Linked DNA regions of Homo sapiens: region 2 is linked to region 1. Evidence: read pairs that join two places in POLR2A ChIA-PET (ENCODE). Cell type or tissue: Caco-2. All regions are shown on one strand. Each heading gives the region's core, and the rest is flanking DNA. Links, peaks and the distances in the headings are about the cores only.

Region 1 (11,944 bases), core at 2,198-10,197:
ATATGTACAATATATATTTTATGTATAATATGTATAATATATATTTTATGTATAATATATATTTTATGTATAATATATATTTTACGTATATTTTATATATAATATATAATATTTTATATATAATATATAACATTTTATATATAATATATAATATTATATATATTATATATTTTATATATAATATATATAAATATATATATTTTATATATAATATATTTTATATATAATATATATAAATATATATATTATATATAATATATTTTATATATAATATATTTTATATATAATATATAATATATTTTATATATTATATATAATATATTATATATTATATATAATATATTATATATAATATATAATATATAATATATTATATATAATATATAATATATAATATATTATATATAATATATAATATATAATATATAATATATTATATATAATATATAATATGTAATATATAATATTTTATATATAATATATAATATAATATATAATATTTTATATATAATATATAATATATAATATATAATATTTTATATATAATATATATAAACTATATATACACACACACATATAAAACAGATAAGATGAATTCTAACGAATTCGTGACTTAGAAGATAGTTTTCTGGGAAATTTACCCAAAACAGTATACAGAATGAAAAAACCATAAAGTATGTGTGTGTATATACATAACGATAGTTCCATACCTGGAAAAAGCATAGCAAAATTGTGATTAATAAAAAAACTTACAAGCCACAGGAGATTTAAAGGAAAAAAAACTGGAGATCTACAAAGGAACATCAATTATACCAAACACAAGTTTCTCACTGGCAATAACAAAAGCAGTGAAGGAAAACAACTGTCCACCAGAATTGTATACCCCGTTAAAGTACATTCAAAAGCATAGGTAAGAAAAAGACAATCTGAAATATACAAAGATTAAGTCTGCCTTCCAGAGACTCTCACCAAAAGAAATTCTAAAGGATGTACTTCAACAAAGTACACCTAAAGTAGTTTCAATGGGGTGTCTACTAGACATGCCAAACTTAACATGCCCCAAACTAAACTCCTGATCTTCCTCCAAAAACCTACTCTACCCACAGTCTTGCCCATCCTAATAAAAGAATAACAAATCGATCTCTTCAGGGGCTCAAGCCAAAAACTTTGTAGTTATGCTCTCTCTCTCAAATAGCAAATCTAATCTGTCAACAAACCTTGCCTGCTCTATCTTCACGTTACATCCAGATTCAGATCACGTTTTACTTCCTCCACCACTTTCCAAGTCATCACTATCTCTTTTCTGTAGTATAGCAATATTGTAACTAATCGGTCTTTCTGTTTTCACTATTATAGTCTATTATCAACACAGAAGTAAGAGTAATCCTTTTAAAAGATGAGATCATGTCACTCCTCTGTTCACAAACACTCCAATGGCTCCCCATTTTACTCAGAGTAAAAGCCAAAGTTCTTACACAATGTCTTAGGCTGTCTAGTCCTCACAACTTCTCTGATCTCATCTACAACTCTTTCCTATGCTCACACTACTCCAGTCATAATTGGTTTACCTGATGTTCCTTAAATACCTACCCTAAGCCCAAGCCTCTCAGGACTTTTTCACCTGACATTCTCTCTGCCGTGAATACTCTTCCTCCAGGTATTTACATCGTGGTTGTACAACTGCTAATTTTAGTATTCACTATACCTTCTAGTACATGCAAATATTTCACACTAATGTTTAAAAATTGGGTAAAATAAGGGGGTAGAAGAGACGGAAGCTAAATAATTTGCTCAAGGTTACATAGCAAGTACGTGGCAGAGGGAGAATTAAAATGTATATTGACACCAAAGCCCTTGCCTAATAAAAAGGCATTATTTCAATGTGCCTGCCCTAAATGCTCAGATCTGGCTCATGATGAAAATACTATCAACTCTCTAATATTTGTTTTAGTGAATTTCACTATTTTATTTTTTAAAGAGATCTATCAGGTAGCTAGTGGTTGCTTTGCACTATGCTATGTCCTAAAAATAGAACCGCAGAATAAAAATTCCAAAGGGCACGTGATTTACAAAATGTTTTCATGTGGCTTTGGAATGTATTACCAGAGAATACAATTTTTAAGATATTAACTTCCTGATCATGTTTTATTCAGGTTACTTTTCAGATTGATTTCATTCCCTGAACATCTACCATTGGGGTGGGGGTTAAAGTATTAATAGTTCTAAATGAACTGGGTGACATGAATAGAGAGCTAGCTAGAAAATTAAAATACTCTACAGAAAAGCCACTCAGTAGATAACCTTTTTGTGACTGACTTGAATTGAATTGTGTCTCATTTGTTTTCGAGGTACCCCCACTCCCTTAGGGAACTGGGGAAGTTTATTACTATTAATAAACTGCTTTCTTATATTAACTGAATGATTCATGGTAGCCTGAAGAAATTACTTCACCTGCAAACACAAAGCAATTAATTTCACATTTAAATATGAAGTACATTTAAAGCCAACGTATTGAAGCAAAATTCCCAGAAAAGACTCAAACTGCCAGGAAGGTAATTTGTATAACCTCAACTGAGTAAGGGTAAGCCTCTGCCAATATCTTTATTTACCAAACAATAGTTTACTTACAAAGCACAAGAAGGAAGAAAATCCTTTCCCTTTCCCATAAACACAGACTTTCACTTTGTTAGGTTAAAGAACAAAGTGGCAGCTTAGAAAGGAATAGTATACTTTCTGGGAACAGAAACTTTATGTCCATTTATTTTACACATCCATGAAGTTTCTCATTTTTTCATCCAGTCCCCTCCCCGCTTCCATGCAACTCTATCAAACGCACGTGCACTTCATTTGCTCGTAATCTTGAAGTTACCTACTAGGGTCCATAAATATTAATGTGTGTACCATTTCCAAGATACCTTCTATTTTTATATACATGTGGTTGGAGACTCTCAGAAAACACAAAGATTTCCCAGGGAGCAAAAAATCCAAACTCATCCTGGCTCACAAAGCCCTACGTATCTGGACAATCTCATTAAACTTTATCTTACACCATTCTGTTCTTTAATACACCATAGATTTTGGCGTTAGTGGTTCTCATTGCTTGGAAAGCTCTTCTCCAGAAAAGGTGCTGCTTCTTGCCATTCAGGCCCTGGCTGAAATATTACTTTAGTCTAGTAGGAAAGAATCTTCCTTACCACCAAACTTTATCACATAAAAACACACACTGCTAGCAGATAGTTTATTATTTTCTACATCTCCATGTATCAAGGACACATTCCTTCCTGTTATTTCTCTATTCCCAGCACCTATAACACGGCCTGATACCCTATAGGGAGCTCAATAAATATTTGTTGAATAAATGAATGACATATAATTTACTAACTTCATTGAATATGGCAGTCTAACAAACCAGGTTGACAAAGAAAGAGGGTATAATAACTAGAAAAGAAAGTACAAACAAAAATGTTTTCCAATGAGAAGTGCCACTGTTAAGAGCCAGCAGTTGATGCAGCTGCTTAGCTTCCTGTAACACGTACAAACACATTCAGCAAATCTCCACATACCAGGGTTATAGTATTCATACAAGAATATTTCCTACTGAAATCCCCAAACAGCTTACCAAAATCAACTCTATTAACCTAACTGCTACCCCAAGAGATCATTTTTTCTCTAAGACCCAAGAACAAAACCAAGTACAGGGTTCAAAAGCAAGTATAGTTCAGGTTCATGTAAAAGTGTTATTTAACCGAGGTTTGTACACTTATGAACACAGAGTAGAAACTATGTTTCATATGAGCAATGTCTCTGAGTTTTAACAATAGTTATAAAATTTAATTCAAGATGATAACTTTTTCCTTTCTTTCTTAAGCCTCTTTAGGAGATCTCCTCTAGGCCCATAGCTTCATCTATTTCCTCTGTTTGGCTGACTTTCAAACATATACCTCCAGCTGGAGTGAACAACTGTCCCTATTTGCCTGGGACTAAAGGATTTCCCAGAATGCTGGACATTTACTGCTAAAATATTGGGGGAGTCCCAGGTCACACTATCTCCAACCTGGACCCCTCTGCTAATCTCCTGACCTGTATTTCCAACTGTCTGCTATCCCGCTAGGCAGCCTCCCAAAACTACCTTTAACTCAGCATGTTTAAAGCATTATTCTCCCTCCCATCATGCCCTCCTGCTTGCCTTGCTTTTTGCCAATGTTATTGGCATTAATTATTCTTCTCATCACCTAGGATAGACAGTTCAGTGAGCGGATCTTTGTCTTGGTCTTTAACGTCTGTCTTGTAAATTATGTGACTTACTTATCTAATCCCAAAGATTAAAATGCTAGGTTGAAAGTTCCTCTAAAAACAAGGCCCATGTTTTATCAATATTTTTATCCTAGCTATCACAATTCCTTATAGAAAGCAATAATCAATAAACTTTTGTTAAACTGCTAACCTCTGAAATGCTATGAAATTCCAGAAAAACATTTAGATTCTAGTGCTGGCTCAATCACCAACTACATGTGTAGCTATAGATAAATCACTTGATTCTCAGTGCTTTAGAATGAAAATAAAATAAAAATGCTTTGAAAATTCAATGAACATTCCCTGGGTTATATAGAGAAGATAATGACTCTAAAATACATAAGTAGTTCCTGATGAGAATGTCCCCAAAACTCCTCATCATGGTCCCATACAATCCTTAGTCCCTTATTCAAGTCCTCACATCCCTCTCTTACTTCCACAGTTATATGTTTCCTATTTAGACTCTGGTAATTATGTCTAGGTTCACAGTAACTGTGGCCTACCATATCATATTCTCAATGGTCAAAGAGAGCTCAGTCAAACACAGCATCTGGCACACAGTAGATGTTTAAGAAATCTTTTGTTGAATAATTAAGGAGCAACTAGTGCTGGTGCCAGCTGGCGCACATTAGCTGTGCCTGCAGGTAGGCATAAAATTGACAAACCAGGTATAAAAAGCAGGGAGCTGGAACCCTAAGTCTTCTCAATAGTGAGGTCACTGTGCCTATAAAAAGCAGAATAGAGTTCTGACTATTCAATGAACCTTCTGTCTGCTCCCCAGCAAGGAAAGATTTCTTTATAAGGAAGTGATTTCAAAACTCCAGGGTTGCTGGTGTTTATGATAATGAAGGAATTGAGAGGTAAAAATGAAACCATGCAAGGTTCCCAAGAACAATACAGCAAACCCTAGTTGTTTGTTTTGGTTCTTCATCACACAATCCAGGGCCTAGCAAGGATATAAAAAGAAAGGTTCTCGAGTGAAACAGTCCTTGGTTCTTTGAGCCAACTCTATGTAGTCACCAACCACAGCTATGGGGAATTCCAAAATCCTGCTTTTGTTAGTGAATGCCTTTCCACTAAATAAGCAGACAGCCTCTTGTCTGAAGGTATTTTGTTTTTATTTGGCTATCTTGTCGAATTAATACAAAATATACAGTGTCTTTAGCCTCTGAGTACATTGTAAAATTGCAACCTTCTTAAAAGGGGTTCAAGGTTCATCATAAACAACTCAGTAACACAAAATGTTATTAATCTACAAAATATGGCCAGGCGCGGTGGCTCATGCTTGTAATCCCAACACTTTGGGAAGCCAAGGCCGGAGGATCTCTTGATCTCAGGAGTTGGAGACCAGCCTGGGCAACACGGCACAAGCCCATCTCTACAAAAAATACAAAGAAATTAGCCAGGCATGGTGGTGCACACCTGTAGTCCCAGCTACTCAGGAAGCTGAGGTGAGAGGACTGCTTGAGCCCAGGAGGTTGAGGCTGCAATGAGCCAATATCACACCACTGTGCTCCAGCCTAGGCAAAAGAGTAAGACCCTATCTCAAATATTTATACGTATATATATATACACACACACACACACACACACACACACACATATATATCAACAACAACAACAACAAACGGTTTACCAGTTCTCAAGGAAGCTTACTAAAAATGTATCCAGCTTCCCTCAGTCTTTTATATCCAAAATCCTGACTTTCCCAATCAGAACCTAGAAAGCAGCACGGTATGAAGAGTAGAAATTCTTAAAGAAGGAGGGAGGGAGGGAAGAAAAAAGAAAGGGAAGGAGGGAGGGAGGGAGGGAAGAAGGAAGGGAGGAAGGGAGGGAGGAAGGGAGGAAAGGGAGGAAAGGGAGGGAAGGGAGGGAAGGGAGGGAAGGAATGAAGGGAAGGAAGGGAAGGAAGAGAAGGAAGGGAAGGATAGGAAGGGAAGGAAGGGAAGGGAGGAAAGAGAGGGAAGGGAGGGAAGGTAGGGAAGGGAGGGAAGGTAGGGAAGGGAGGGAAGGAAGGGAAGGAAAGGAGGGAGGGAGGGAAGAAGGAAGGAAAGAGGGAAGGAAAGAGGGCAGGAGGGCAGGCAGACAAGAAGGCAGGCAGGCAGGCAGATGCACAAAAAGAGGTAGGGAGGGCCGGGCGTGGTGGCTCACTCCTGTAATCCAGCACTTTGGGAGGCCGAGGCAGGTGGATCACCTGAGGTCAGGAGTTCAAGACTGGCCTGGCCAACATGGCGAAACCCAGTCTCTATAAAAATACAAAAAAATTAGCCTGGCATATTGGTTTGCTCTTGTAATCCCAGCTACTCGGGAGGCTGAGGTGGGAGATTCACTTGAACCCGGGAGACAGAGGTTGCAGTGAGCCGAGATTGCACCACTGCACTCCAGCCTGGGCGACAGAGCAAGACTCCAGCTCAAAAAAAAGGTAAGGGGTTTGTTGTTGCTGTTTTCCTATGCTAAGTGCTATGGCCTAAGCCCCTACTAAAAGTAACAGAAGTGAACAGGCCAGGCTATAGCTGCTATTCAGGCCTTTGTATTGTCTTGAGCAGATCACTGAAGCAAATTATTGTTCCATAAACAGATTACTCCAACTCCTATCCACAGAGCTATCTCACTCCCACTGGATAAGTATTCTAAGATAAGAATAAAACCCGCAGACTAAAATCAAATTACATAAGCTGTATACCCAACTAACTGGTCATTAGACAATTATTTTGTACCAATAAATCCGATTCCCTGACTACAAAGTGGCTTTTAAATGGCTTCATCCATCCAACTACATGTAGTAGCACAGAGCTATTTTTAACTTATATTACTATTGCTAACTGAGAAATGTCACCTTCATTTCCTCAAACTCTTTCAGTATGATTTATTTTTTCTAACTTAGAGATTTTCCCAATCTCTAATTATTTCATAAGCTAAATTCCCATTCAACTCCATTCAATCTTTGGTCAAGTATTATATTTATTATTTCAAAGTTCATGTTTATTATTTCAATGAAACTAAACACTAATAGATGTGTGCAGGAAGGTTGTTTGCATGTATATTTTAAATAGGAACACAACCCTGAAGCACCAGGAAACTTTAAGCCTGAAAAATGATTTGCCCAAATGAAATCCTGTTAGAAAGCTACATATCAAGAGAAGCCATCTTAACCTCCCTCACCACTATCATACATTATTGAGGCTTACTGCAGGCTAAAACATTAGGGGGCTATTTTGAAGACTTAGCTGCAGGCACAGGCAATAATACAATGACCAAATCTAAATTGAATTACCAATCAGAGGGCCATGGGGAGAAGGACAAGATACAGTGGATTAAAAGAAGTCATTGGAAGATGTACCAGATAGCTGGTTCTCTCAATTATTTAATATAATCATTCCCTAAGATCAAGGAGAAAAATTAATATTAAAAAAATTCTAAAACTTTACTTAAAAAGCTGGCATAGAGGTTACTCACTGAGAACAAAGTCCCTCTGCTATTGTCTAAATGACAAAGTGTTATTATGAAAACTTTTTAAATGAGTGTTCAAATATCGAGGAAAAACAGTAATATCTGACTCAACTATTACAGTAGGCTTAAAAATGAAAATAAAAATGCAGGAATCATTAACAAACACTTAGAATGTATACATCAAGACATTCTAGTTTTCTCCAAATTCTTTTAATCCACAATAGAAAAGGGAAATTAAAAGGATTTTTCTCTCTATAAAGAATATGGCTCCCCAGGCAAGATCGCGCCACTGCAGTCCAGCCTGGGCAACACAGCGAGACTCCATCTCAACAAAACAAAACAAAAAAAAGAATATGGCTCCCCAAGGTGGCTCATCTCTTAGTTATTCTTTATTTAATTATTCATATTTCAAATAAAATTAATAGGACACTCAGTGAGAAATAGTGTCTTATTTAGACACATTTCCCAAATGAAATGTAAATAAAAGTTTAGGCTGGGCGCGGTGGCTCATGTCCGTAATCCCAGCACTTTGGAAGGCTGAGGTGGGATACTGCTTGAGCCCAGGAGTTCGAGACCAGCCTAAGCAACATGGCGAAACCCCATCTCTACAAAAAATACAAAAATTAGCTGGGCATGGTGGCAGACACCCGTAAGTCCTAGCTACTTGGGAGGCTGAGACAGATTCTGATCACTTAAGCCAGGAGGCAGAAGTTGCAATGAGCCAAGATCATGCCACTGCACTCCAGCCTTGGCAACAGAGAGATTCTGTCTCAAATAAATAAATTAAATTAAAAATAAAGTTTACACAAGATTGTATATTCTTTCATTCAAAGCTGAATGACTCTTCCCCAAATCTTATATATTACATTCTGCATTTATTTATTTCTCAACTGCATATTCTTTAGAGACTTGGTCTTTCATTCTCCAGAAAGGTAGAAGAAATTATTTTTTCAGTATTATATTTAAATTGCTCATCAAAAGTTTTCTGTTGAATTTGAATCATGGTAGCTATAATTAACTGATGAAAGTTTAAATACATATTTAAATGATTTCTGTCCACAGAATTGTTGATGTCTATGAGTCAGTACTAGTATTTAATGACAAAAACTACTAAATGTCACAATTTAATTTTTTCAGGCCAATAATGTGAAAATGATTATAATTACTGCAATAAATATCTGTAGATTAAGCTACATTACAAGTAAAGCAATTCGAATATTTGAAGAGTAAGACAACATCAAGCACTAATAAATCTCCCTTCTAGATTTAGAATTATAATCAATGATTTTATCCCCTTATAGTTAAGTTTGTATCTTACGGTTGGACAAATTAAAGTTGGATTCCCAACTTAACATCCTAGAAGTCTGTTCATTTTCATCAGAAGAACGACTTCAAATAATAAGATCACAGAAAGTAAACAAGCAAATATGAATGTCACCAAAAAGTTGAATTTAGAGTTTTATGACATTAACAAACTTAACCACTCCAATCAAATGCTTAGACAAGTAATTATGCACAGGCAAGCAATGATGTTTTTTAAGGAGAACAGGAATATTTCACTGACTTCTAAATAGAAAGCACGACATAAAAAAATCAGATTACAGAAAATTAACTCAACACACTATTTGTGTTATGTGTGTTGCAAGTGTTGCTTTCAAAACATTCCCAGAAAAAGTAACAATGTCTCCATCCCTATTTATTCTTAGATGATTGTTTAATAGTGAAGTCAGTTTATATTTGAAGACATTTTGCATAATCCTATTAAAAACCAATTCAAACAATGTGGGTCATGTTTAACTCTTCAGTTATTTATCCATTAATCTCTTTAAGTGCTTCCTTCCTTAACACAGCTGTAGTTCAAGAGGTGGCCAGCAGTTGGCCTCCATTTCTGTGGATTTTCATGAATGCCCAGATTTCTTTTTGCAAACTTTTTAAATGTTGTATGCCTAAACAACTTTTTCATAACTTAAGGGCTTATAAAACGCTCTCAAAAGGGCTCCAAAAGAAACAAATTTTCTTTTAAAAATAAAAACCAAACAAAAGGAAGCCACACACACTGTAAAGATGTTCTCTGCAAAACATTCTGTTCAGCAGATTTGAAATGTCTCTAAAGGGATCAAGAACTACTTGGTTTGAAAGCAACAGCTGAGAACTCCTAACAGGTTGGTTAAAAGCCAACAGTAACAGCCATGAGAAAATCTTTAAACTAGATTAGGAGGGGCTAAGATACCAGGCATTGGGCATTCCCTAGTCTCCCCGCTCCATTTATTCGGAATGCCTTCAACTGTACCATTCAACCACAGTTATTCAAAAGCCTCTGTCCTTAGACCTCTGTTCTTTTTTCCTTTCATGCTCTCCACCAAAGACTGCAATCTTACTATGATATTTTTGGAGAAAACTCACAGATCTACATCTCTGTTTTTGTTATATCACCCAAACTAATCCCCTATCTCTAACATCTGACTTAAGTATTTCCACCAGGGTATGCCATCATTATCTCATACTCAACACATAAAAAACAAAAAAACTTACTCATCTTTATCAAACCATTCCCTCTTTCAACTTCCTTTGTTTTGTTAACATCAACCCCATTTGTCTGGTGACCAAGACTTAGAATCACAGAAGCAACCATGAACTCCCTAGTAACCTCTACTATTCACATTCAGTTGGTTCATGTGGCAGATGGCGTTTTTCAAAGATGGCTACCACAACATCTCCTATCTGCGTATACTTCTACAATATGATCTTGCCACTTTGCTGTCAAAAGGTAGACTGAATCCAGGCTGGTCCTAAGATGCACTTAAAATCAAAGGAATGTGACTAAAGCAATGCAATGAGACTTCCAAGGCTGGGTCAGAAAAGAGCATACAGCTTCTGGCTGATTCTCTTGGAATACTCTCTCTGGGGGAAGCAAGCTGCCATATAAGAATTTCAACCCCAAGACTACCATGCTGGGGTGAGAGGCTACATGTAGTCCCAACTAGGCCCAGCCTTCTAGCTAGTCCCACCAAGGTGCCATAAATGCGAGTGAAGTTGTCTTAGGTCCCTTGTGACCAGTTCATCTGCCAGCTGAATGCCACCAACTGAACTCAGTAAATACCCTAAGGAAGAATCACCCAGCTGAGCCCTGCCCAAATTGTTGAGATACAAAACCATGAATGTAATAAAATGTGTCCACAGCTTTCCTTCTAAGCATACATCATGTGAGGAGTTGTTACTATCTATGTGGGGACAAAAGTTAACTAAAACCCCATGTTTGTCTCTATTCCCAGAGCCACCACCCAAGAGGAAGCCCTCATCACCTCAGATCTACTTTGTTATAACTGATTGCAGGCTCTCCTTACTATAATCTGTATTACAATCTATCTAACCTAACATTTCCAACCAGAAAACTGCTTTTACATGCCAACCCCACAACCAACATCAATCTCATGTTTTAAATTTGTAGGAAATTCTATAATGCAAAGAGGTCTTCTTAAATATCTATTTTATTTGATTCATACAACAAAAGCCAGAGATCTGTCAATAGGGCAAATACCCTTTTCCTTAAAGATGAAGAGATCAAAGGTTAGGGAGGTTAATTTTTGTACAATCTCATTGCCAATAAATGGAATGAATATACACAGAACTAAGAACCAGAGTCACAGATTACTGGTATTCCTCCATTCTATGATGCCTCCTATGATCTATTTCAGAGCAAAAATGTTTGATGCCTCTCTCCATCCCTGCTACAGTAAATCTATTTCCAAGACACTATAATTTGGCCTCAATCTATCAACTTGCCTGGTTATTTCCTACCAACTCCACCACTACAGGAAGGAGGTTTATTTATTCACCTTGCTGATTCTAGCCTCTGAACATTTACTCACAATGTTTCCTTCTTTCAACTCATGCATTAGCACAAATTCCACCTCTTCCATGAAGCCCTACCAGCCTATCCCCATTGCTTTCTCTCTCTGCTATTCCTATATGTTTTATAAATTTCACCCAAAATTTGGCAGTTTTATCTTGTTCAAGTGTGTCGGTCTTACTTCCAGGCTGGTAATCAGTCCACACACATCCACACACAGAGAGATGCTGGGTGCTGTATACAGCCAGTGTTGGTTCTGACCAGTCAGTGCTCACAACATACCTTTTGTTAAATATTTTGAATTTCATCTCTACTTATTTCTCAAACTAAAACATAAGCTCTTTAATAACA
Region 2 (11,944 bases), core at 1,225-9,224, 640 kb before region 1:
TGTAGTGCAAGAGTGGAGGGCAGGTCTTAGAGACAGGGCCCCCAGGTGCTGGGCAGAGCAGACAGGAGGGGAGGCGTGGAGTGGGGGCTTGCATAGGCACCTCCTTTTCTAGTTGCTCAGGCCTTCTCCCATGAGCACCGGGTGCTGTGTGCATACTCTCATTCCCAGTCTAGGCCAGGGATTAAATGGATTCTCTGCTTCCTGAAAGGTAGACGGGAACCGTCAGGTGGGAGCTCATGGCCAGGTCTGTGGCCTTTGGGCAAAGCACGCATGGCTGGGGAGGAGGTGGAGGTCCTTGCCTGAAATGGGCTTTGCCGGGGGGCGGGGGGGTTCTGTGGATTTCTGCCATCAGGGAGCCCCTGTCCTGGTTGCCTGGTTAGGGGTAGATCAGGGGACAGCCACCAGGTGCCAGCTCCCTCCTCCTCCCGGCGCCGCTTTGTGAGCAGTGGCTGCTGGGCCGCTCGCTACTCTCCTAGGACCTCAGGGCTCTCCCTGTGAGCGGAGGGAGGGAACTTTGGCCGCAGGAAGGACTGGAAGCCAGCTCGAAAAAGCACATTCCTTGGCAGGATAAAAAACTTTTTTTTTTTTTTTAAATAAGTGTAAGGACTTAACCTTTGCTAGGAAATGGTTGCAGTATTTTCCTTTAAATGAAAAGAGACCATTGTGATTGAAACTTCGGAAAACACACAACATCCTGGTGCCGTTCTCCAGGGCCAGCTCCTGAGTTCCGTGTTGGGCCAGCTCCGGTCTTTCCTCCGGATGGTCTCTCCTTGCACCACTGAAGGGGACAGAGGACTGTACTGGTCCCTGGAAGGCCAACCTTGGGCTGCTCAGCTTCTCTCACGGGAGAAAGCTCAGGAGAAGGCCTGAGACAGAAAGGGCTTGTTGTTGCTTACAGTGACCTCCACTCAGGTCCTGCTCCATAATTTGTGGGGCCCAGTCAAAATGAAAATGTGAGCCCATGGTTCAAAAAGTATTAAGAGTTTCAAGACGGCGACACCAGGGCATCAACTCAAGTGCAGGATCCTTCTGAGCATAGCCCCTTTTAAGTGAGTGGCCTTGTGTGACTGCCCAGGTCGCATGCCAGGAAGCTGGCCCAGCCTCCAGTGGACCACTCTTATTCTGCTGGCCAGGCCTGAGTTTCTGCAGCTTCTCTCTCATGGGGCACCTCCAGGCCTAGACACAGACCCCAGAGGATTCAGGGCAGGACTCAGGACTTCCTTCTGGGGTCCCAGCCCCATCCTTGGCTCCCATATACCACAACTGGCAACAATTTCCCAACCTGGTTCTTCACTTGATTTCTCCTCATGGTTTAGAGACAGTGCTTCCCGGTTGTGAAAACATTCTGGGTTTCATCTGCGCTTGCTTGTAACCCGGGGGTCTGGAGTAATTGGGAACACAGAACAGCTGCATTGAGTGCTGGTCTACTTGGCGCTCTTCAAGCTCTTTACAAGCCTCCTCGTAGGCCTACTGTAAATAGGAAAGTACAAACACATGCCGATTTTGCCGCAGATTAAAACCATCTCCTGCGCTCCCTGGATCGTAACACATAACAGTTTGTGTTTATGCAGCATTTATTAGCTTGCATGCTACTTAGGGACTTTCATAGTTCTCTGCTAGGCGAGGCCTTAGTATTTGGGCTCTCCAGCGTCTGGGAGGCACACCATATGGAGAGTTGTAAAGCCTCATTTCCAGGGTCAGCCTGACCGCACAAGGCCAGAGCCTCTCCAGAGCTGTGCTGTGCAATGCAGTGTGGCCACTTGCCACTTATGTCTCTTGAGCACTTGAAATGTGGCTAGTCCGAGTTGAGACATGTTGTTCATGTAGAGTACATACTGAACTTTGAAGGCTTAGTACAAAAAAAGAAATGTAAAGGATCTCATTAATTTTTGGAGGGGAGGGGGGCAGGGATAGAGTCTCACTCTGTCGTCCAGGCTGGAGTGCAGTGGTGTGATCTCGGCTCCCTGCAACCTCTGCCTCCTTGGGTTTAAGTGATTCTCCTGCCTCAGCCTCCCGAGTAGCTGAGACTACATGTGTGCACCACCATGCCTGGCTAATATTTTTGTATTTTTTTTTAGTAGAGACAGGGTTTGACCATGTTGGCCAGGCTGGTCTTGAACTCCTGACCTCAGGTGATCCACCCACCTTGGCCTCCCAGAGTGTTGGGATTACAGGCGAGAGCCACTGCACCCAGCTTTCATTAATTTTTCACATTCATTGCATGTTGAAATAATATTTCTTACATAATGAAGTAAAATCCATTACTAAAGTTAGTGTTACATGTTTCTTTTTCCTTTTTTAAATGCAGCTACTAGAAAATGTAAAATTATATATATGACTTGCATTTTTTTTTTCTTTTTTTGAGACAGGATCTGGCTCTGTCACCTAGGCCGGAGTGCAGTGGCATGATCACGGCTCACTGCAACCTCCACCTCCTGGGCTCAAGGGATCCTCCCACCTCAGCTTCCTGAGTAGCTGGGACTACAGGCATGCACCACAACACTCGGCTAATTTTTGTATTTTTTGTAGAGATGGGGTTTCGCCATGTTGCCCAGGCTGGTCTTGAACTCCTGACCTCAAGTGATCTGCCCACCTTGGCCTCCCAAAGAGCTGGGATTACAGGTGTAAGTCACGGCACCCGGCCTATGGCTGGCATCTTATTTCTGTTGGATAGCTCTGCTTAAAGCCTCTCTTTGTTGTATTTACATACACACACACACACACACACCATACAAACATATGCTCCTGAGCTACTGACAGGATCTTGGAAAGAAAACCAGGCACAGTGAGATCATGTGACTTAACCCCAAGTGTCACACTCTCTAGGAACATTCCTCAGAAGATCCCGTGGCCACCTAATACTACCAACCTAGAGGCTTTTATTTGGCCAATGGTAATCTGTCTGCCTTGCCTTTTAAAATTAAAAAAAAATTAATTTAACACCTGTTTATTGAACACCTATATTTGCAAGGGAGTATGACTTAGTGATTTCAGAGTGCAGGCTCCAGAGACCACATGACTTGGATTCTAGACCTGGCCCTACCAAATGAGCTATATGTCCTTGAACAAGTTTGCCTTCTTCATGCCTTGGTCTTCTCATCTGCAACGTGGGAATTATGACATCCAAAGGACAGAATCAGGATGGTGACCCAGGTTTCTACTTCATGGGCTTATTGTGAGGATTGAATGAGATGAGGCACAGAACACCCTTGGCCTGGAGTCATTCTGCTGTAGGCAGCCATGGGCCTGATCTGGCCCCTGGACTTTCACAGGGCTCAGCAGACTCTGAGGAAGGGAGGGAACCATGATCCCAGAGAGGCTCCAAGACAGATTGGAAAGACCATCCTAGGTAAAATGTAATGTCAAAAGTTAGGATTCGGAAAGGTTCCCAGTCACAATGTCAAGCTGGAAGGCCCAGGGTAGGAGGGTCTGGAGTGGGGCTAGGATTGATTCTGGGAAGCCAGAAAATGAGTGAGAAATAGACAGTTCTGCTCTTAGTCACCTGAACTCAGAGCATCCCCTCACTGGGGCCAAACCAATGGCCAAGGCTGAGGAAGTGGGCCCAATCACATTCCAAGTCCTACATTGGGCCTAAGTAGGCAGATCTGGAGTGTTGGACCCATTTCCTCTTTGCAGTCTTGTCCCTGTAAGGCAACTGCATTAGGGTAATGCGGGTTGATGAAACAAATGAATCCCAAAATTTCAGTGGCTGAACATAATAGAGGCTACTTGTCACTCACATAACAGTCCACTATGGGTGCTCCTGGTCGGTAGGAGGGCTTCCACGTGGTGAGTCAGGGATCCAAGCTCTTTGTACCAAATGACTCTACCCTCCCTTAGGCCTGAGTCCTCTGCATCTAGAGAGCAGACAGGAAAGAGTGGGTGGAGAAGACACAACCTCTTCTAACCACCTTGGCCTGAATGTAACATGTATCATTAACTTTATGTTCAATCTGTGACAACTAGTCTCATGGGCCCACCTAGATCCAAGAGTGGCTGGGAATTGCCGGCTCTACACGATAGAATAGAGAGACTCGTTTCTGGCGGGCATCTCTGCCAGCTCCCACTCTGTAGGGAGAGCCAACCTAGCAGCCTGGCCTCCCTCCCCACCAGTCCCCCTAACTTCCCTAAGGCATTTGCCAGTCACCATGCCCAGGCCAGGCTTCTGAAAGGAAATAGAGGGAAAAAATCATGAACACTTCTAAGGGAATAATGACACAACAAGCACACTCAAAGAGACAGCACACACACCATAGTCTCAGCACTTCAGGCATCCTTGAGTGGTTCCAAAGGCCTCCTTCTCAGAGCCCTCAAACCATACCCAGGCACTGGCCTTGAGAGATATTGAGCTCAGTGAGCCAAGCCAGGCCTGCAGTGCTGTTCTGAGGAGGATGCAGGCAGGTGGAGGCGGGACCAGCAAAGTCTTCCTAGAGCTCCCCTGTCCTGGCCACAGACAGCTTAGAGAGATCTCAGGGGGACCTCTTGGTCTGCTGAGCCACTTTCCCGGTGTGCCCTGGTTATTGCACTGGCAAAATCCCAAGTCCTTACTGGCCAGGACTGGATCAAAGGGGAGAGGTGTGTGTGGGGTCGAGGGCAGGTCTCACTTATTATCCAACACAGGCGCGGTGCTTTTAACCAGTGCTTCTTCCACACCTGCTGGCAGCTGGGGAGGGGCGCAAAGAAAAACCAGACCCACTGAACCTCAGGTTGCTCATGATTTTGTGGACAAGATGGCCAGACATCAAGGACTTCTGTCTGATGCAGAGAATGTGTCATGCCTCTCAAAGAGGGGAAGTGGTGAATGCCAGAGGGGCACTCATAAGTGAGTCCATCTTCATTTTGGGACAATCGGAGAAGGCTTCCTGGAGGCTGAGTTTTAAAGGATGGGAAGGGAAAGAATCTCCTCAGGATTCCCAGCAGTGTTTCCCTGTGCGTGGGACATTATGGTTGCAAAGCTGGTGAGGCAGGCAGGGCAGACAGGAAGGCAGGGCCAGTCACCTCCACTGGACGGGGGAAGAGACAGAGGCCAGAAAGGCGGAGCTCCCTGCCCAAGGTTGCACAGGAATGTTGCAAGTAGGAATGCAGACATCTGGCCTACCAGTTCTGGGCTCTTTGTATGAGCTTGATAAGCATGTTTCTCCCTCAAGGCTGGTCCGGGCAGGTCCCCAGGTGGGGCAGGACACTCTCATGCAGGGAGCAGGTCCTCCTGGGGGCTTCTCAAGGCTGGGTGCTCAGCCTCCCCCGAAGAACATGTGTTTCCTGTTTTCCTGCTCCCTCTGGCTCAGGAAAGAGAACGGGTTTTCCTGAGCGGAAGAGCCTCAAAGACCTGGCCCGGGCCCAGAGAGCTCTACCGGTCAGCCCGCTCAGGGCTCTTGTTCCTCAGGGCAATGGGCCCCTCACCCACCCACCCGGCCTTCCAAGGACACTCGTGGCCATTATCTCCCCTTGCTCTCCCCAGACTGTCTTGAACCCAGGACCTTGACTCCCAGCTTGGTATTCTTGGAATACGCTTTGCTGATCCTCGGCCAAACCTGGAGTTTGTGCCGGTTTGGAACTGAAAAGTCAGGGCTGTGGGACAAGGACTTTGGCCAACCCTACAGCTGCTGGAGATTGAGAGTCCTTATACCTCCCCATCCCTGTCCCCACATTGTTTCCTATTGTCCTGGGATGGAGGCAGGGTACGGACGGTCAGTGGCCGACATCATCCCAGCTTTCCAGCCGATATTCTGTGGGCTTGGCACAGTCTGAGCTCCATCCATAGCTGCTCTGAAGCACAGAGTCTTTCGATGTGAATGCAACATCTTTCCCCACTGTCTGGTCCAGGGTTTTCCCTGCAACTTGGATGGAAGAGAGATATTGCGTGAAAGTGGAGGGAGAGTGAGTGAGCAGCCCAGGTCTGCAGAGCCACGGAGCCCAGCACCAGTGTGAGCTAGAAAGAGGCTAGCGGTGCCTGCTCCTTGTGACTCCCATCCTGTTGGTGGGGAATAAGAGGAAACAATTTTCTCCAATTCCTTAGCAGCCCCATCTCTCCCTACAAAGAGGAATCCTCCCATGTTCAGGCCTGTTGGAGAGCCTGGTTCTGTGTTTAGGAATTGCTGTTGGTGTGTGTGTGTGTGTGTGTGTGTGTGTGTATGTATGTGTGTGTGGTGTTTTCTGTAAGACGAGGCACTGGCTATGGATGAGCTTTGGAGTGGTGGAAGGTGTGTCTGTGTATGTGAGACAGTGTGGCTGCTCATATGTGACCCACGTTGTCCTGGGAGGCGATATTCAGGCCCTTCCTTGGCCTGCAGCCCATGGACAGGCCTGGAGTCCACAGCAGGAGACAACTAACTCTGAAGACTGGGCTATGGACTTTGAAGTCCTTCCTAGTGAGGGCTCCAGGCACAAGCTGCCCAAGTTTATTAGGTACAGGTTTATCTGGGGCTAATTTACCTTGTTAACATAATTGTGCCAGAGGATGCAGCCCTGAGGCCCTGCCTCAGTAATTACCCTTCTCTTGATCTGTTTCATCTCTAAGGGCTGTGCCTTCATGCAGAGCTTTGCTGGGCCCCCACTTGCTCCTTCCAAGGCCCCGGGAGGGGCCCTGGCAATGCTTTCACATTTTTGTAAAATTTGCAAAAGTATATTGTATCAACCACAATCATTCAAGGCTGCTGTTTCTTTTCACCCTGACTTCCCCTCTGTCACATTTCCCTTCTGTCAAGGGATATCGGAATAACTGTGGCATTTTGGGGATCCAGCTTAGGGAAGCTTGAATTGAGGGATGCATTTAATGTGGACAAATGGGATGTATTTATGTGGGATGCAATATATGTATATAATATTTCATGAGTGTGACTCTCAGTCACTTCCATGTATCATGACAATTATTGGGGAGGATTGGTTTCCAGGAATACTCCTACCACCCATGGTGTTGACTCACCTGGGGTGATGCAGCATGAATGTGTCCTATGGCTCTTAGTACAGGAAGCATGTAGGAAGTGGAAATGAAACAAGATTGAAATGCACACAGCCAGAAGCTGGTCTGTGGAAAAGTCCCTGTAGTCTTACAGCTCATGTTAGAGGTTTACTCCTAATTGACAACTGTGGTGATTAATTCTGTGTGTCAACTGGACTAGGTTAAGCGATGCCCAGATAGTTGATAAACCATTATTTTGGGATGTGTCTGTGAGAGTGTTTCCAGAAGAGATTTATATTTGAATTAGTAGATTAAGAAGACTGCCCTCACCAATGTGGGTGGGGATTATCCAATCTGTTGAGGGCCCAAATAAAACAAAAAGGCAGAGGAAGACAAACTTGTTCTCTGTCTCTGTTTGAGCTGAGACACCCATCTTCTCCTGCCCTTAGACAGTAGTGCTCCTGGTTGTTGGGCTTTGGACTTGGACTGAATTACACCACCAGCTTTCCTGGTTCTCTAGCTTGCAGATGGCAGATTGAGGGAGCTCTGAGCCTCTGTAATCACATAAGCCAACTCCTATAATCAATGTGTGTGTGTGTGTGTGTGTGTGTGTGTGTGTGTGTGTGTGTGTGTATCCCATTGGTTCTCTTTTTCAGGAGAACTCTGACTAATGCAGATTTTAGTATCAATAGTGGTTCTAGGAGAACAGAATTTTAAGGTTGAGTTTCCTGAATTGGTTCTGAGGTTTATGAGACTGGCCCTCTAATCTGATTGTTCATGGTGTTGGCTGTTTATAGAGATATGCAAAATATCTGCATTGGATACTTCTAATCAACCACTTATAAGAAGCAAGGAGCTACGTGACTTCATTTAAGATATTTCAAACATTTTTGGAAAATTGAGGAATATAATGACATTGGTTACTTGGTTACTTGTTTCTAATGTCATTGGACAGATTTGTAAAAGAAAAGGATGAGATCATGGATTCAAATTCCTAGCTCAAACAGTGCATAAAAGATCTTCTAGTTGTGCCCTGAAGGGCAACCTTATTTCAGGACTGAAATTGCTGAAAATCACATGCAAAACAAATCCTGTGACTGACTGAATGACAACTTCCCAGCCTCACATGGTCTCTACTGTTACAGTGAGGGCATTGACTGGGAAAGAATGATATCCTGTGAGTTGGGTGGGTGACCTATGGGAAGACCTTGATGAAGCTGGAGACCTTGAGCCTCTAAGTTCTCATAAGTCTTCTTTACCATGGAAGAGACTGGCCTACGCCCAGTGGAAGTGGCATCCCTACCCCCAGTGAAGTTGCCTACCCACCCTTAGCAAAAGTGGCTTCCTCACCCACAGTAGTGGGGATAAATCTTCATTGCCTGATGAAACAGTAATGGCCACCCCTGAAGCAGTTGCTATATAAGACAGGGCAGATTCACCCCTGGACCCACCTCATCAGCATTCTTTGCTTGTAGACCTATATCTAGACTCGAGTCCCAGAAGCCCCCTAAAGGTAAGGTACATAGTGTGACCCATGAGGAGGTGTACTGCCCCCAAAATAATTCCTTTATACAAGCAGAAATCTGGGGAACATGCATGGGAGTGGATATTGAGAGTGTGGGGTAATGGTGGAAGGAACATAAAGGTGAATCAGGCTGAATTTATTGCTATAGACCCACTAAGCAGAAATTCTGCATTCAATTTTGCAGGTGGGGGAGTTACAAAGGATTCTAACAGTTTGTTTGGCTGAAATATGGATCAAAAGGTAGGCCACCAAGAGTGAATTGGAAATGCCCGAGCTCCCTTGGTTTAACGCAGAGGAGGGGGTTCAAAGACTTAGGAGATTGGAATGTCCAAGTGAATCTGTCATTTAAGACCCCTTCACCCACACTGAGAAGGTCCAGAAGACATACCCTTTACCAGTATTTTGAGGAATAAATTTGTGAGGGGAGCCCCAGCATCCCTGGAGAGCTCTGTGGTCACTCTTTTCTATAGGCCAGACTTCACATTGGAAACCATAGCCACTCAACTGGAAATCTACATGCAACAGGGGGTAATTGGATTCCAAGGTGACAGGGCCAAGTGGCGGCACCCAGCCATCAAATGCAAGGTGGGTGTAGTTACCTTAATGCACAGCAGAGGCAAAGCACCAATCAGAATAATCCGGCTCATGCAGACTAGTATGGCATTGGCTAGTTAATCATGGTGTTCCTAGGAGTGAAATAGAGAAGAAGCTTACTAAGTTCTTTGTTGATTTTTCTAAGCAGAAAAGTTTTAAGTCAAGAGAACAAAAGTGTAACCCAAATCACCAAAACAGAGTCACAGCTCCTCGATCAGTTTTCAGACTTGACCAATTTATAAACCCAGAATCCCTTGAATGGAGGGGAGGCCGAGTCTCTTCAAGGAAGGACTCCCCTACAACATCCAAAATGTATGCTATTAGTCTTTCTCCCAGCCTTCTTCAAAGGGACCTTCAGCCTTCACCAGGGTAACTATGGATTAGGGAGGAGGAAATAATCAAATTTTCAGGGACTACTGGACACTGGGGCTGAACTGACACTAATTCCAGGAGAACCAGAATGTCACTGTGGCCCTCTAGTCAGAGCAGGAGCTTATAAAGGTCAGGTGATCAATGGAGTTTTAGCTCAGGTCCATCTCACTATGGGTCTTGTGGGTTCCCAAACCCACTCAGGGTTATTCCTCCCATTCCGGAATGTGTTCTTGGAATTGACATACTTAGCAGCTGGAAGAATCGCCACCTATGGAATGAGGGCTATTAATGGTGGGAAAGGCCAAGTGGGAGCCAGTGGAGCTGCCTCTACCCAGGAAAATAGCAAATCAAAAGCAATACTGCATTCCTGGAGAGATTACAGAGATTAGTGCCACCATTAAGGACTTGGAAGATGCAGGGGTGGTGATTCCCACTACATCCCCATTCAGTTGTCCTATATGACCTGGGCAGAAGACAGGTGAATCTTGGAAAATGACAGTGAATTATTGTAAGCTTAACCAGGTGGTGACTCCAGATGTGGTTTCATTGCTTGCACAAATTAACATGTGCCCTGGTACCTGGTATGCAGCTATCGATCTGGCAAATGCCTTTTTCTCTACCTCTGTCCATAAGGCCCACCAGAAGCAGCTTGCCTTCAGCTGTCAAGACCAGCAGTGTATCTTCACTGTCCTACTGTAAGGGCATATTAACTCTTTAGCCTGGCTGGGCACCATGGCTCATGCCTGTAATCCCGGCATTTTGGGAGGCCAAGGCAAGAATTCCTCGAGCCCGGGAGTTCAAGATAAGCCTGGGCAACGTGGTGAAACGCTGTCTCTACGAAAAATACAAAAAATTAGCTGGCCATGGTGGTATGCACCTGTAGTCCCAGCTACTTGGGAGGCTGAGGTGGGAGGATCACCTGAGCCCAGGAGGCCAAGGCTGCAGTGAGCCATGATTGCACGACTGCACTCCAGCCTGGGTGATAGAGTGAGACCCTGTCTAAAAAAGAAAAAAAGAAAGAAAGAAAAGAAAAAAACCCAACTCTACAGCCTATGTCATAATTTAGTTTGCAGAGCTCTTGATCACCTTTGCTTTCACAAGATACCTCATTCATTCATTTCATTGATGACATTATGCTGATTGGACCTACTGAGCAAGAAATAGCAACTACTCTAGACTTATTGATAAGACGTTTGTGTGTCAGAGGGTGGGAAATAAATCTGACAAAAATTCAGGGACCTCAGTGAAATTTCTAGAGGTCCAGTTGTATGGGGCATGTTGAGATATCTGTTATAAGGTGAAGGATGAATTGTTGCATCTGGCCTGTCCTACAACCCAGAAAGAGGCTCATGCCTAGTACATCTCTTTAGATTTTGGAAGTAACACATTCCTCCTTTGGGTATGCTACTCTGGCTCATTTACTGAGAGACCTGAAAAGCTGCTAGTTTTGAGTGGGGTTCCGAACAGGAGAAGGCTCTGCAATAGGTCCAGGTTGCTGTGCAAGCTGCCCTGCCACTGGGGCCATGTGATACAGCAGATCCAATGGTGCTTAAAGTGGCAGTGGCAGATAGGATGCTGCTTGGAGCCAGTGGCAGGCCCCTATTGGTGAATCGCAGGGCAAGGCTTTAGGATTTTGGAAGAAGGCCCTGACATAATCTTCAGATAATTACTCTCCTTTTGAGAGACAACTCTTGGACTGTTACTGGGCCTCAGTAGAAACTAAACACTTGACCATGGACCACCAACTTACCACGAGACCTGAGCTGCCCATCATGAACTGGGTGTTATCTGACCCATCTAGCCATAAAGTTGAAAGTGTTCAGTAACACTGCATTATCAATGGAAGTGGTATATATGTGATCAGGCCTGAGTGAGCCCTGAAGGCACAAGTAAGTTACATGAAGAAGTGGCCCAAATACCCATGGTCTTGACTCTTGCTACAGTACTTTCTCTCCCTCAGGCTGCACCTATGGCTTAATGGGGAGCCCCCTACTATCAGTTGACAGAGGAAGAGAAGACTTGAGCCTGGTTTATAGATGGTTCTGCATGATATCCAGGCATCACCTGAAATTGGACAGCTGGGGCACTACAGCCTCTCCCTGAGACATCCCTGAAGGACAGTGGTGAAGGGAAATCTTCCCAGTGGGCAGAACTTTGGGTAGTGCACCTGTGTACTTTGCTTAGAAGGAGAAATGCTCAGATACAAAATTATATCCTGACTCATGGGCTGTAGCCTATGGTTTGGCTGGATGGTCAGGGACTTGGAAGGAACACAATTGGAAAATTGATGACAGAGAAATGTGGGGAAGAAATATGTTGATAGACCTTTTCGAATGGGTAAAAAAATGTGAAGATATTTGTGCCCCATGTGATTGTTCATCAAAGAATGACCTCAGCAGAAGACAATTGTAATAGTCAAGTGGTGGCCCGGCGCGGTGGCTCATGCCTGTAATCCCAGCACTTTGGGAGGCCGAGGTGGGCGGATCACCTGAGGTCAGGAGTTCAAGACCAGCCTGGCCAATGTGGTGAAACCCTGTCTCTACTAAAAATAAAAA

What was found. Peaks named below come from ENCODE experiments on the same cell type or tissue, not always from the same donor. Only the 100,000 strongest peaks of a DNase experiment are listed, where the experiment ranks them.
Region 2: POLR2A ChIA-PET joins it to region 1 with 10 read pairs; 2 of 35 experiments call an interaction of 5 or more read pairs at or near these places.

The regions. Positions count from the first base shown.
Region 1 is chr2:43,514,850-43,526,793 of GRCh38, forward strand. All of the region lies in intron 22 of THADA (THADA armadillo repeat containing), which reads right to left. Among named protein-coding and RNA genes, the nearest start is that of THADA, 75 kb to the right of the region's middle. In Caco-2, for the core only: a CTCF peak has its summit at 9,636; no DNase peak of the experiment used is centred there.
Region 2 is chr2:42,874,967-42,886,910 of GRCh38, forward strand. No RefSeq gene overlaps it. Among named protein-coding and RNA genes, the nearest start is that of TRI-TAT2-1, 70 kb to the left of the region's middle. In Caco-2, for the core only: no CTCF peak of the experiment used is centred there; a DNase peak (open chromatin) is centred at 5,079.